Regions from separate parts of the Homo sapiens genome. Here region 1 is linked to region 2. A link is an interaction called in ENCODE POLR2A ChIA-PET data of the cell type or tissue named here. Cell type or tissue: GM12878. All regions are shown on one strand.

The links. Peaks named below come from ENCODE experiments on the same cell type or tissue, not always from the same donor. Only the 100,000 strongest peaks of a DNase experiment are listed, where the experiment ranks them.
Region 1: POLR2A ChIA-PET joins it to region 2 with 17 read pairs; 4 of 35 experiments call an interaction of 5 or more read pairs at or near these places.

What each region holds. Positions count from the first base shown.
Region 1 is chr18:55,304,552-55,312,551 of GRCh38, reverse strand. All of the region lies in intron 8 of TCF4 (transcription factor 4), which reads left to right. Among named protein-coding and RNA genes, the nearest start is that of TCF4-AS1, 140 kb to the left of the region's middle. In GM12878, no CTCF peak of the experiment used is centred here; no DNase peak of the experiment used is centred here; H3K4me3 peaks cover 2,786 bases; H3K27ac peaks cover 1,949 bases.
Region 2 is chr18:55,246,753-55,254,752 of GRCh38, reverse strand. It overlaps TCF4 (transcription factor 4), which reads left to right. Exons shown (of 20, transcript NM_001083962.2): 15 at 53-256. Among named protein-coding and RNA genes, the nearest start is that of LINC01929, 130 kb to the right of the region's middle. RefSeq lists enhancers at 5,031-5,090, 5,101-5,150. In GM12878, no CTCF peak of the experiment used is centred here; a DNase peak (open chromatin) is centred at 4,963; H3K4me3 peaks cover 623 bases; H3K27ac peaks cover 4,308 bases.

The sequences.
Region 1 (8,000 bases), 58 kb before region 2:
GACTAGAGAAGCTGCTTTACCTTTCAGATATGACATTGAAAAATGCAAAACCATACGGAATTGTTTCTTATGAAGGAAGTTTTGGTTTTATGGTGCTTTTCCTCCATTATCTTTAGATGACGAAAAAGGAAAAACAGATGAGAAAGGACAAATAGATCATGGCTAAGTAGCTTTAGGCTAGCACTTGTTTTTGGAATCTTTAATACATTTTTAATCTTCATGTTGAAGATCCATTTAACCTGTTTTAAAGTTAGATGGTGATTCCTGGGTTCAGTTGGTCTGTTTAAATGTTTACCTTTTCAGGATAATCCGTATTAGAATCTTGCATCTCTCAATAGATTACCTATTTAACAAAGTAACCAATTTAAGAAAACCTAAACACATTTATACATTAAGATATTTTCCTGTTTCGAGTTAGATGATGTAGTATATAAAATATATGGCTGGCCTGATGTGGAATTATGTATAGACAACAGTGTCTTCACAGATGCATTGCCAATAGGGAGCTATGTAGATTAAACTCTTTGGCCAGTCCTAGGCTTTTTACCTGTGTAACTCAATCAGAATTGAAAGCATGACAGGTTTTATGATGATGAATGTATGGCTGGATTGGAGAAAGTATGGTTGGGTGGGTAGATAGATGGATAGATTTCATAACTAGACAGTAATAGATAATGCCAATTATTTATTACTCAAACTTGTTTATTCCTCAGAAATTTTTCTGCAGAGTATTATTTTGATTATTGCATGTAGTTCAGAACATTTAGTTGAAAATGATAAAATATTTGCTGTCACATAATCAAGACTGCTATAGAGTTGGTTCTAAAAGTTCCAGAGTGAACATACATTACCTGTGTCAAAGTTAGAGGCTAAGACTATGGAGGGCCATAAGATCACAAAGTCAGACTATCACATACTAAGTGATCATGGGTGTCAATGGCTATTTCCTTGTTTAGTTGAAAGAAGATACTCCTCGAGATGGACATTGTTTATATGAAGATTTAAGAAAATCAAAGTGGATATTTGTTGCTGACAGACTAAGATTACAAACATATATCTTTAGAACAGGGTGTTCCCCAGGGGACATACGGCAATATCTGGAAACGCTTTTGATTGTCACAACTGTGGGGGTCAGGCAGGAGCTTGCTACTGGCATCTAGGGCTGGAGGCCAGGGATGCTACTAAACATCTTAACAGCGTGCAAGACAGACCCTCAGAAGTGCTGAGGTTGGGAAGTCCTGCTTGCAAAGTGATATATCTGGACCTTAAGAATTAAATAATGTCATAATAAGTTCCATAATTAAATCTTGGCATTGTGAGGCATTTATAGAGGATAACATTTTTTTGTTTTTTTTCTTTCCCTTTCTATTTCCCTTTTCCTTTTCTTTTCTTTCCTTTTTTCTTTTGTTTCCAAAACATTGTTTTTTGTTTGTTTGTTTTGGCATAGCACACTATAGCATTGCCCAGGTATTTCTACGTTTTACCATGAAAACGTGAGATTTTATAGTGTATTAAATATTGTACATTATTTGTGAACCAACTGGAATGGCTTCAAAGCAGCTGTTAGAATATGTTGAGTCAGTAACACAACATGTCTGCATACCCTAAACATATATTTGTCTTACCTTTTAAAATGTTTAGAACCCTCTATCAGTGTAACTATTGGTTTGTCTTGAATCATCCTAAATGAGGAAGTGTATTACCATTTTTTCCCTACAGGACATAAAGTGGAAAGAAGAAATTAGCATAAAGAAACTAATTAATAATTATGTTTTAAGTTTTTTGGCATTACGGACATTGTTTACATCATCATTAACATCATAACATCATATCGTCTGTTATCAAGAAAAGATTAAAATTTAAAGCCAACATTGAAGATGTTCTTTCCAGCTTTCCCAATAATGCAACTCCTTTACCTCCTCACAACTGGGGACCTCTCTCCCTGCCACTGCTGCGCTTCTCCTCAATGTGGATAATTCTTGGCCATGATACGGAAGTGATTTTGAAACCTCAGTTGCCTTCTGTAGCACCCTGTGGAGGAAGGTGGCAGGATCTGGTGGCTGAGTCTTACATCTGCCAACTTCTAGACCTCACTCCTTAGGTGCCACATTTTGGAGCTAGTTGCCAAGCCTCACAGTAACTTGAGCCACTCTTCAATTTCCTCCCCATGATATACAAAGTTCTCCAAGGTTTAATGAGAGTAGATATGGAGGCTGGGCACGGGAATGGCAGCTCTGATTTGCAGTATATCTTTGGTGTACAGATATGCTTTCATTTATTGCTTAGCCCATTAGCTAATGGAATTTCAATTCCTTCCCACAGGCATTCTCAGACCCTGCACTTCACTCTTCCTGTTTCCCTGTCCAGCTTGGTACAACACATTCTAGTAAAATCACACTGATGTGTTTAGGTTTACTTTGTACATCACATCTGTAACCATCTATAAGTTTGCCCTAAACTGGCATTTATTTTGAACTGTCTTCCACCTTTTATTGTACAGCGTTGTCTGTACTCAAAGTGAGCAACTGAAAAGAAAATTTTAACATTCTTTTTGTGTGCCAGACAAGTAATAAAGATTACTATTTTTATGGTAATTTTTTTATTTGAATATTTCTGTTTCTGGAAGATGGTAATTTTTTTAAATCATGAATTTCCTGTAAGTGAAACTATTTGAGGGAGTATTGACCTTTTTTTGATCAATCATTGATTATCTGTGTTGCACTCTCAGTATTTCTCTTATAGTCCATATGTCCCTCTGAATAATTGTAGAACAATAACTTGCTTACACAGTGTTTTTAGAATATGCTTCAGGAAGCTTGCCTGTGTGGTATTTAACTCAGACATTTATGGAGTATAAAACCAATCTTACTGTGACTTTTAATTATTAGGAAAGTGGCTTACAGTTAAAATAAAGCTTACAGAAAATATTGTAGCAATAATTAATATCCAGTAAAATACAGTTGTAAGCTTCGGTTCTTTCAGACATTTTCTCAACCCAGTTCTAATTTGATCGTTACTGCACCTCAGTAAGATAGGTGATGCAGGAGTCATCATCCCATTTCACAGGCAAAGCCTGGCCTGTTCAGTGAGGTAGCCACTGGCCCCATGTGGCTATTAACATTCAAATGAAGGCCAGGCACAGTGGCTTATGCCTGTAATCCCAGCACTTTGGGAAGCTGAAGCGGGAGGATTGCCTAAGCCCAGGAGTTCAAGATCAACATGATCAACATTGGGACACCCTGTCTCTAGAAAAAGTTAAAAAAAAAAAAAAAATTAGCCAGGCATGGTAGCGCTCATCTATAGTCCCAGCTACTTAGGAGATTGAGGCAGGAGGATCATTGAGCCCAGGAAGCTGAGGCTGCAGCAAGCTGTGATCATGCCACTGTGCTCCAGCCTGGGCAGCAGAGCAAGACCCTGTCTCTAAAATTAAAAATAATGATAATAATAATAATAATAAATAAATGATGTCAGTCAATGAGAATTAAATAAAACTTTAAAAAGATCACTTCCTTGGTTGCACTAGCCAAGTTTCAATTACTGAGTTTTCATATATGATCAGTGGCTACTGTATTAGCACAGATACAGAATATTTGTATCATTGTAGAAAGTTCCATGGGGAGGTGCTGGCCTGGGAAATGGAAGCATTGAGGGATTAAAACTTGCTGAAGATCATGTGGGTCATGACAGAATAGAGTCATTGCTGCTATATATTCCAATAGGATATTTTTACATTTTTCTTAGCTTTATTGTCAAATATCTGATGTAAGAATTGACATTTTAATGCTACCTTGTAGCACTTTACTGAATGCTTATCTCAACTGAATTTAAATTTAGAGCTTGAGTTACACAAACTTTTCAAAGGATACAGCCCTTTGCCTGTCTGCACACAATGGGGACCTTGAATTTCCAGCCAGTGATACCCTCCAGAAGGGACCATGTCTTAATGCATCTTTGTAGACCTTTTGGCATATTGTAGACAACCAAGAAATGTTTATGCAGCCTAATGAATGTGTCACATCCACCATACGGGCATATGTCCATACATACAGTTAGACAAGACCTTTGGGTAGAATGCTCCCGAGAGAGCTGGTGTCTGCCAAATTTTACAGAGCTCATGCCTCTGCTCTTGCTGTTTTAGTAAAAAGTAGTATTTTATCAAAAGTTAAATTGGGTTCAATATTCACCATTTGGGTAATGGGTACATTAGAAGCCCAGTCCCCAGCAGCATGCAATATTCCATGTAACAACAAGCACGTATACCCCTTGGATCTAAAATTTTTTAAAAATATGTATTTACTCACATAATCCAAATATTTTTCATAGTAAATGAAAACGTCTGTCCATCTTGTCCTTAGCAGTCATTTAGTCCCTAACCTGACTTTGTGTTGTTATAAAGTTGTGTCACTTAAGTAGTACTTAAGTAAGTACATACCTACATCCATACTATCTTTCCATTTCCTGCATCACTGAGTTGGACAAATGTGCCCAGTTAGCGTTGGTAGTGCTGAAGACCATGTTCATTCATACATGCACTCAAAATCATATTAATTACTTTTCAGTGATAACCATAGGTGGCAACAGATGAATGGGCTAGCCCTAGGCTATTATTAAGCACTGGGAATGAGATTGTTGGTGCCTTGTACCTGTGCTACTTTAACAGGTGAGACAATTCCAGAGCTTTCCCCATCATCCTCTCGTTGCTACAGTCTAGACATTGGGAGCACTGGAAGCCTATGGTGACACAGACTGGCAGATGCCTTGGGCTTCTAATGGTGTATATGTAAGCCATCATTTTGTTTGTAATAATTATGGTGTTGAGAAGCATTTGTGTGCTGTGCACTCTTTCAGCTTGTGCCACGTTTAGTTCCTGTTATGCAAATACCACTTTAAACTTAGAAATTCCAATTTGCATTAATATTTTGGTTTCATAGAGCTAACTATTGCATTTCACAAACAAGTGCATTTTAATGAGTACCGGCAGAATGATTTAAAAATGTTATTTATTAAATACTATTGTAGAAAATGCAGTCTTTGGTTGCCAGAAACTATTAAGACGAAATATAATGTGTGTTGAGGCCACAGAGTACACCTCTTCAAGAGTATTTGACCCTTATGGCTTTCAGTGATACAACAGCCAATGCTCTTCATGCAGGCTTGGAGGGCAGAGGTAATTAATATAAAATAGAAGCCAGCGTACCATTGACGTTTGGGTTTACTTTTAAAATGTAAACATATTTTTACTATTTGACATTTGTCATAAGACCATAGGTCATTTACCTCTGAGTTAAGGTGAAGGACTTTACCAGTCATAAACACCCAAGTTTTAAAGCAGTGTTTTCTTATATCTTACATCTTGATGTTAAATCCTGAAATGGAGTTTGTTGCTGCTTTATAATTTTTTTCCCTCTTCCTAAAAGCCTTTTTTTAAATCAGAATTGTGGATAAAAAAATTTTGATGTACAATGTGTGGGAAAATAAAAATTTTGCAACTGGATTTTCAGAAATGAACTATTTTAACACATGGACTTTGAATGCTGCTGTCATGGTTGTCATAGCTTGTGGTTCCTAATTATAATGAGCTTTTTTGGTGGTGTTATTGCAGTTGTTTTATTCCCCCTGCCCCCACCCAGTCTTCAACTCACTTTTCCCAGAAGGAGAGTTCCAAGCCTTTGAAAATTCTCATGATTTTGCAAATCCACTCTATTTTTGTCTAGAATACAGGAAAGTTAAAACTGTGGCTGGTATGATGCCATGTTTTGAATCCAATTTTAAAGCAACCCTTTGCAACCCAGGGAGTAAAGCTGACATCTTTGTATCTGTAATGAAGATAATTATACCTGCAAGGTGACATCACTAGCAAAGTAACAAATACCCTTGAAAACGGAGTTCCTGGTCTTCTCTGAATTCTGTAGACCACATTTGGCATTTAACACCAGACACCTCTTTCATGCCTGTCGTTTGAGAAGTTGCTTTCAGATGAATTTACTAAAGCTGACTGACACAGGGTTAAATTAATTCTTTTCTTTATTACTCAAAGTGATACAGACCTTTCTTGGACTAATGTAGCTTAATTAGTGGTCAATTAAAACTGAACATTGCTGAATTGAAGTTCTTTGATCAAACTCCCTGGCATGGGCTTGCTTTCTTTAACTAGCCACCATCTTGAATTCATTTGGAATCAGTAGTATAAACAAGTTAAAAACTGGTTCTTTTATAAGAAAGTCAGCAGGCTTGTATAGCTGTGGTTTCTTTTTTTACTTCTGTAGGCGGCAATTCAAAGGCATGCTAAATGAAAACAGTACTACACCCTGAAAAAATTACATTTTTAAAAGTAACACTAAGCAGTCAGAAAACAGTCAACACCCTTACCTGTTTATTCTAGATACATTTATCTTCTATGTAGAACAAATAATTAATAATTCACTTCCCAATTTCAGTGGTTGATTTTGTTGTTACATGGAAGGTGAAAACTCCCCACCCTCCCTTGCAAAGTCTATAGTTATAACAAAAAGTGAAGCAAACAAAATCCAACCTGGTTGTTGGGAGTAGAGTCGGAAGGGGCACGGTAAATGAAGGTGTGCCCAGTTGCTCCTAAATTCATTCTTTGTCACTCTTGGGAAAATAGTTCACCTCTGTATCTTTGGAGTGGGAGTGACACACTACTTCATTTACTTATTGATTTCATCATTTATTTTGAAGGGCATTATCCTATCAGTATGGAAACTGATAATAGCATATATTTCATATGAATCACTTGATTAAAAATACACATTGCTTTTGTTAGAATTTGGGTGAAGTTACAAAAAAAGAGAATTAGGGGAGCTGAAAACTGGGGCAGAGGAAATCGTAAGCATTGGTAATAAGATCACCCACCTCCATTTATCCAGTTACATGTCTTAATATTTAAAGTGTATATACCATTCTTGTCTAAACATAAATTGATACCATTCCGTAATCCTAGTTTTTGAAAGCTTAACAACCAAAAACATACATCCTAGCTGGCATTCAGTTAGTGCTGTGCATTCTGGAGTATTAATTGAAACTGGTACTTTTGTACTGGAAATAAAAGTAATAGATTAGGTTTAAATAGATAATTTGCTTAGTTCATAGTGATTTCTTCTGGTTTTTGGAAATTTTCACAGAGAAAGAGTTAAAGGAAATTTGGAAGTGACCATGTACAGTGTTCCCCCTGTAAGTGACAGAATTTTTGTGGTTTTCATTACTTAGATCGAAAAATTGTAGTTATAATCAATAATTAAAATTAAAAATTTTACCAGTTGACAGAAAGAGAAATTGTTTATAGTCAATGTGCCTTTCAGCCTTCTCTCTTGCCTTCTCCCTAAAAGGCTGATTAGGATGTAATAATTGGGGATGATAGCGGGAGGAAGACGACAATTCCATTTAATTAAAGATAATTTATTTTACTTCAAATTGGTGATGTCCCACATGAATAAGAGTAGCTTTAGCAGATAGATTTATTAATGGGTACTGACATCTCAGTTGACAGAAAAAGCAAACATTTTCTTTCCTCATTGTTTTTATTGTGTCCCGTCACCTGAAACTGCTGTCACCATGCTTCCTTTGCTGCTTGACAGAGCTGTAGACTTTTCCACCAAATATGCAATTATTGGTTTATCATTGAAACAAAGTTGATCCTCTTCTGAGTTAAAAACTAGGCCAGGAGCTTGAAAGGCGGTTCAGGCTTTCAGAGCTAATGCTACAAATGCTCTCTTCTTAAATCACATTTTCTCAACTGATCCTTCCCATATCTAGTTCATGAGTAGATTGAACCTTTTGAATAAGGACCAAAGATTTCCTTTGGTCTTGGGTGAGGTGCTTGCATGAATATTCCTTTAATACCTTGAATGTCTTGGATAATGAAATGTGCCCCAAAAAACTACCATTTGCATTACTTAGGTTCATTCCTGACAAGGAATTCTGCCCTCGTGTGATATGTTCGTTGTTGTCTCATGCAATCGTAAATGGATCTTGGAAGTTGG
Region 2 (8,000 bases):
TAGGCACCCCTTTTGAACTAAATCAAATTTTACATCATTTGTTAACCAACAGCAAAGCCGAATTGAAGATCGTTTAGAAAGACTGGATGATGCTATTCATGTTCTCCGGAACCATGCAGTGGGCCCATCCACAGCTATGCCTGGTGGTCATGGGGACATGCATGGAATCATTGGACCTTCTCATAATGGAGCCATGGGTGGTCTGGGCTCAGGGTATGGAACCGGCCTTCTTTCAGCCAACAGACATTCACTCATGGTAAGTGATGAAATTTATAGACTCTATAGTTATCATATAGAGTTAGAATTTCAGATATAGATACTATTGTTGCTGTTTTTTAAAAAATCAGCTTTATTGAGATATAATTCACTTAACATACGATGAGCCCATTTCAGGTGTACAATTCAAGTGTTTTAGTGTATTTACAAGGTTGTGCAACCATCACCATAGTCTAGGTTTTGAATATTTTTGCCCCCTGCAAAAAGAAAAGAATCCCCGTTGCCCATTAAGCAGTCATTCCCCATCCCTCCACTTCCAGCCCTTGGCAACCACTTGTCTACTTCCTATGTCTATAGATTTACCTATTCTGGATATTTTGAATATATGGAATCATACAACATGTGGTGGTCTTTTTTGACTGGCATCTTTTACTTAGCATGACTGTTGCAGTTTTTCTACAGTTTGCCACGTATTAGAGCTTTATTCATTTTTATTGTCAAATAGTATTTCACTGTATGGACATACCACATTACACAGTTGGGTTGTTCCAACTCCTTGGCTATGATGAATAATGCTTCTATAAATATTCATGTTTAAGTTTTTGTGCAGACACATGTTTCCCTTGAGGATGAATTGCTGGGTCATTGTTGGTGTTTGAAATTATTCATTTTGGTGACCCTGGCCAAAGTGTACAATTTGAGTTCATATTATAATATGACATTGCTAGTAATTCAAATATTAGTGTTTTTTTTTTAATTAAAGAAGCCAAAATAGTGTCTGTCAATTCTGAGTCTGGGAGATAGAAATATATGGTATGTTTATTTGTATAAATACATTGCATGTGACTGTGTAATTTAATAGAGTAGCTTTACTACTACCTATTTAGAATAAGTCTTTATTTGAATTATATTTAAGCAGATTTGTCCATATTACAATTGTGATTTTTTTCCTCATTACTTTTGAAAGGATTTTGGAGATAATTCTTTTTGAGGATGATTATGAAGATTCAGAGACTCTTCTTAATAGAATATTAAGTGATGACAATTAATGAGGTGACCAGAGTGGTGGAGAATGTAACTTGACCAGTGATTCTCTGTAGTTCTGATCCTCACAAGCTCTACCTCGTCTCTAAGCACCTTAGTGTCCTATTTTGCCCCTTACAGGCTCGCTAAAAGTTGCTTGGATGAAGGTATATTTTCCATTATCACTGTAGCATTTCTCGTTTAAGCATGGTCCCAAAAGGAAATGCAAAATACATACAAATTATTATGAGGTTCTTTTAAGTTCTTGCTCAGTAGTATTCTCCTGTCCATCTTTCAGTTTCTCTTAATAAAAGTCTAAGATTAAGAGTACCATTCTGAACGGTGTAGTATTGAAATCTGCAACCAATTTGAAACCAAAAATACTGGTTTATAAATAGAAGCAACGAACTCACATCTAAAATGTGGAAAGATATTTTTGAATGCCAAAGAGAAATCTTTTTTTCTTTCCCTTGACCTCTGCCCTAAAAATTCATCATTGAATAAAAATTGTTTATATGTTCATGGCAGTTGCTTAGAGTTTACAAAAGAAAAGTCTAGATTTTAATTTAGCTTGGCCTCAGGTAATGTGTTAAATACACTTGGGATGCATATAATATGAGATTTTCGTTTGTACAGCTCTTTTTTTTCTAACTACAATGTTTAAACATACTGCTTTTAATTAAGAAATCTGGCTTTATTAAAAGCCAGATCTGTGACTTATAACCATTTCTGTATATCTGCTCTCAATCAACAGAAAAATAGTTTAATTTCTGTAGCTGTGTTCATTTTGCATATGTTAAACGGATGTAACATGCACCCAGGGCATTGCTTCAGAGACTATTTTTTCCATAAATATGTAAAGTTTTTCTTAAATACCATATGTAGGTTAAGTGGTTCTTTTAAATATTAAACTATACATAAATACTTTTGGGGACTATTTGACCTTTGAATTGACTCCTTTTTGAGTCAGATTCAGAGGTGGGATGGGAGGAAAAGACTAGAATTATTTTTGGAGATGGGAAGTTGGACTGACCTCAGTAGAACCGAAAGTGAGACGACTGAATAGAACGGTAGAAAAAAGGAAATAATTAGCCAATATTACATAGAAACCCCTTTAATTTGATCTTGATATACACACACACACACACACACACAAAAGCAATAAAGCCGCCAGTTTTGCTGATAAGGATAAGTTCCTGTTTTCTCCTCTGAAGACATTTAATATTCAATCAAGGACAGCCACAGAGCCAAGCAGATCATAGCGTAACTCCAAAGATATGGCATGTCATCACCCTGCTGCCCTTTGAACCAAATGGGGTTTTGCAGTCTCTCTCCTTTCTTCCTGAAAACCATTCAACGTGTCCCCAGAATCTGAGCTCCTCAGCCTGAAACACTAATGTGTGTGAAAAGGATTGGTTTGGCCTATCTTTCCCGTGCAAACTGGTATGAATTTTAAAACAAAAACATAAGAACAAAGGAAATAGTTTTTGAATTTAATCAGTCTGAAGTTAGCCTTTGACCATTTGATACATTCCACAATAAAAAGGAAGTTTAAGGGGAAGGCAAAAAAAAAAAAAAAAAAACCTCATCCCCCTTCCCCACAACAACAAAAAAATTCAAGGAGGATACTGGTAATGTTTTCCACATTTGAATTTTAATACATGAAACAGGCTATAAAACTTTGGCCAGCTGCAGTAAATAAAGTAGCCGTGGGAGGTATGCACCGGAAACTTCAGCAGAGAGCACTGGTGAGAGTCTCATTCCCAACTACACACCTTCGTTTGTTGTTCTGGGCGGAAGCGAGTTGCAGTAACTTGATACTCATCCCAGTCCCGGTTTTGTATTGAGCACATCGCCTTTCTAACTCTCCTCAGTAATTCCTTCTGATTAAAGAGTAGACAGCTCTGAATCCTCTCGACCTCCGTACGCTTCTCATTTCCTTTCTCCCTGCCTTCCAAAAATCAAAACAAAATGGCTTGATAACTTGGAAGGTGATATAAGCATTTCTTTCTGCAGCAGCTTGAAGTTGTGGTGGGGAAAACTGTGGTTCTGCCTCGGCTGTTATGTTATCTCATTTAATTGCTAACATATTGTCCTTAGCTTTTGATTCATAAAATGTTTTCCTTGGAGTTCTGAAGTAGGTCTTCAGTGATTTACTAAGTATTAGTATAATGAAAGGGATTTTTTTTTTTCACAGCGGCATGGCTCATAACACAAGAGCGAATGTTTGTATACTTGCAAGCTCTCTGGATGATATTATTGAGCTATGCTTATTTCCTGCTCAAAAACCTTCCCTGCCTTTCCATTTTCTACAAGATAAAGACCAATTCCTTAGCTCAGCATTTGAAGCCTATTACCATTTACCGAAAGCCTTATGTTGAGCTCTTCCAATCTGCAACAAGTCTTCCAGCAAGACAAGGCTGGGCATATTACCAGAATTCACCCTGTATGTTCTCCTTCGGAACTTTTGTATCTCTTTGTCTTGTCCAGCCCTATCTGCTTATCTCTGTACACCTAATACCCACCCATTCTCAAAGCACTGACTCAAATCATTCTTCTTCCAGGAAGCCTTCCCTTGCTACCCCACTCATGCTAGCCATTTTTTTCTCTATTCTTACAGCCCTATGAATCATACCATTTCTAGATATTTATCTTAACCAGCTCCGCATAGCTGTGCATCTTTTATAGATATGACTCTGCCTTACCAACTGTTGTAAATTCCTCGAGTCTCACATATTATATTTTGTCTCTCTCCCCCCGACCCCTGTAAATAGATCATCCATAGAAACGGGAGAAAAGAAACGAGGAAACTTAACATTCTGTGAGTGTGAGTTGGCAGCCCCTCTGCTAGGCGCTCTGCATGTGTTGTCTTAGGCAGTCTTCACAACAGCCCAGTGAGGATGATAATAGTGGTCATTTCAGGTGTCGGTAAAGTGAGCCTTAGAAGTTTGAGCAGTTAGTCTCAAGTCCTGCAGCGGGATTTAAACTCAAGCACATCAACTCCAAATTCAATGCTCTTTTTTACTACCAGGCATACTCTCCAGAGATTATCTATGAGAACACCTTTTCAGAACTTATTTTAAATGCTAGGAGCTTGTGATTTTCAAAACTTGATAAGTGTTGGTTGGCAAAAGAAGTTTCCAGGTATTCCATGGCTGGGTTCCCAGAGCAGCTCTCTTCCCAAATGTATAGACAGAGAACTTTCCCTCCAAAGTGGTGGCATGCTTGGATTAAAACCCACATTATCTATGCACTTATTCTTAAACCAACATGTTTGCGCTGAGTGCCTAAGAGGTGTGAACTCTCCCTACCAGGGTCCTTGAGGTAGCAAATTTTAAGTTATCAAGTTATTTTTCTTACTATAACCACCCACTTTTCTTCCAAAATTAAAGCAGAAATCTCTGAATGTGGGAGAATAAGGAAATAGCCAGGTCTTCACTACCCTAGTTAGAAACTCTTACCAAGTATGATTCCCTCTCTGCCTCAGAGACCTCCATGATTAATCCTGATATTAAATGATTAGATTTCTTATAAATTATGGAAAGGGCAATTTTCCAGATAGAATTCTCTCTGTTACTCATTCAGTATTCACATCCACAGATGAGGCCTGAAAAGAAGCGTTTCAAATGACCTAACCGCTTTTTTAACTGACTAAGAACAAAACCCACATCAAACTTGTCTTTATGTGACTCTATGTGTTCCCGTTTATTTGTTGGTAGAGTCAGCAACTACGTGATCATTGAGCTAAAAATCCCCTCTACTATTCATATATCGCATTAGTGTAGCTCTCAGATCCTTCTTGTTTAAAGTCTATTTATTCATTTCAATAACATTTATCCGTGGTTACCAAGTGTAGGTTCTGTGCTCTCAAGGAATTCACAGGCTAGTAGGAAAAGATGTGTACTTAAGCAGATTGCTCCCTGCCAGTCTGCTATGCCCTCTAAAAGACCAGGGGCCTGACCCTTATCCAGTAGTGAAAGATCACATGGTTGTTTAGTAGAGGAGTGGTCATCTCCAGTTGACTTAGGGATGGGGGAGTCATGTGCAACTCACCCCACACACCTGTCCTCCACAGCATCCCTTCAGAGTCCTGCAGGTGGGGGATGTGGAACCCATTTCAGAAATCACCAATAAAAGTGGATCTTTGCCCAGTTTTCCTCTTTTCAGTAACAATTTTTGTTTTACTTTGGATTAAATGCAGTCTATCAAAAGAGCATTCCTTAGGAAAAGTGGTATCTTTTTATTTAACTGACATTATATACATGAGAACTTTTACCTCTTAGGGCTTCATAGGACAAACAACTTCAGTTAGTTTTCCTTGTATAGTTAAGAGCTCAGACCACTGAATTTTAGATTCTAAAAGTACCCTGGAAATCAGCCCATTGCCCTTCTTTGAAGACTAAGGCCTAGGAAGGGGAAGTGACCAAACCATGGGTACTCACTAGTAGAATTAGAAACCAGACAAAAGAGGCTGGACACGGTGGCTCACCCCTGTAATCCCAGCAATTTAGGAGGCCGAGGCGGGTGGATCACTCGAGGTCAGGAGTTCGAGGCCAGCCTGGCCAACATGGTGAAACCCTGTCTCTACCAAAAATACAAAAATTAGCCGGGCATGGTGGTGCACACCTGTAATCCCAGCTACTCAGGAGGCTGAGGCAGGAGAATTGCTTGAACTCTGGAGGCACAGGTTGCAGTGAGCCAAGATTGTGCCACTGCACTCCAGCCTGGGTGACAGAGAGACCCTGCCACACACACAAAAAAGGAAACCAGACAAAACAGCAAGCAGACCAGCACTCCTTGTGCTATATCCTACACTGCTCAGCCGACTTCCTCTTTACCCTAATACCATAACCATTTCAAAACTGTGAGTGGTAGAAATTAGAAACCATTCTGTTACTCTGACTTAACTAATGAAATCCAAGAAAACTCTGTAGTTGGCCCTAGGCTGCCTGCAATGAGTTGCTATTTAGCTCTACCAGTAATATTTGGCAAAAAGAGAGGGTAGTGGGCATTGATGTGATGTGGCAGTTATTGGTACATAGTCATGGGAGCAGCAGGAGTCAGAAGATTCTGTTTCTATGTGGGCCTCTTCAACAAAGATATGATCAACAGAGGCATCAGCATCTTCAGTTGATAAAGTTGATAAAATAGAAAACTATTTTCTAAATAGCCTGTTACAGAATTTCAGCGAAGCTATTGGTGGTCAGCATCATCTTTTAATAGCTACTATCTTGTTTTTCTTTAAATTAGGATATTTGCCTTCTCTAGTGTTCTGTCATCTCTCCTAATCTCCACAACTATCAGGTATTTCGGAGAGCAGATTAGTAACCTCAACTGAAAGTTTTGATCTTTATCAATTTATCAGTTGCTCCTCTTGGGCTTTCACAGGTTTTGATTCCATAAAGTTCTGTGTCTATTTGAGTGCATACTTCATTTCTAAGCAGTTATTCCCATGGACTCTCAGGGAATTTAAGAGATTATCTCTACTGAAATCTCCCTACAGATTTCCTGCCAAGCAGTCAACAAGTCTTGATCAGCCTCCTTCCTTCAAGGGTGACTAGCTCCAAATGCCCACAAAGTCCATTTTCATCAAATATTTGAAAGTTCTTCCTAGGTCCAGCCCAAATTTGCTTTTTTCTACAGTCCTTATGTTTCTGCCCAATAGAATTGCCCACAAATCAAGTCCAACAAGCACTTGAGAAACTCAGTTATTTGAAGACAGTCTGCTGAGTGTTTTTTCCCTCTAGACGAAACATCACTATCTTCAAATATTTAACCTGAAAAAAAGTTTGGACTCCCTGTCATGAACTCCATTGCTTCCCAGTGCATTCTCCCTAGTTTAGCAAGGATGCCTTTTTCTCCACAAGAACCTTTTAGTGTGTGGAACCGCAAACTGAACACAGTGCTTAAGAAAGGATCAAGTGGACTAGGGTGGATCTATCTCCTCCCCCATTCAGTACCTTGTATCTTCATTAAGGCCACCTAACAATATCCTGTTTTGCTATGTTTGATGCTTTCATTGTCCTGCTGACATATATTCAATTTGTAATCAACTGAAATCCATAAGCCACCTATCTCCCCAGTCTCATTGTGTACTTTTTGTTGTGTCTGTACAAAACTTCATGAAACCCCATTGAATGTTATGTTGTAGCCTCAGTCTGATTCCTGTTTAATGGTTTCCCTGAAGCCCTCATTCAGTCACATACTCTGCCATCTCTGTTGCTGGCAAATGTGATGGGTGTGACTAATGCCCACATCAAAGCCACCAATACAATATTTTCAGGGGAGGGGATTGACCAGAAGGCCATGAGGCTCAGTGTTACAGACATTCTTTCTACACGAGTGCTGTCTTCTATCCTTTGAGTTTAATCTCAGCTGGTTCTGTCTCCCTCCTTATACACCGTATGGCCCACCTTTGCTCATTTTGTCCGTAGCGTTGTCACAGAAGCCGGGCATGCAGCACTCACTGTGAAGCAGGAAATGAGGCTTGTCCAGAATGCCTTGCTCTGGTGGAACCAAACTGAGTTTGAGAGGCCATTCCTGTGTTTCAGAGCACTTTCAAAACTATTTTCTAAATACCCTGTTACAGAATTTCACCCAAGCTATTGGTGGTCAACATCATCTTTCAATAGCTACTATCTTGTTTTTCTTTAAATTAGGATATTTGCCTTCTCTAGTGTTCTGTCATCTCTCCTAATCTCCACAACTATCAAGTATTTCGGAGAGCAGATTAGCAACCTCAACCGAAAGTTTTGAACTTT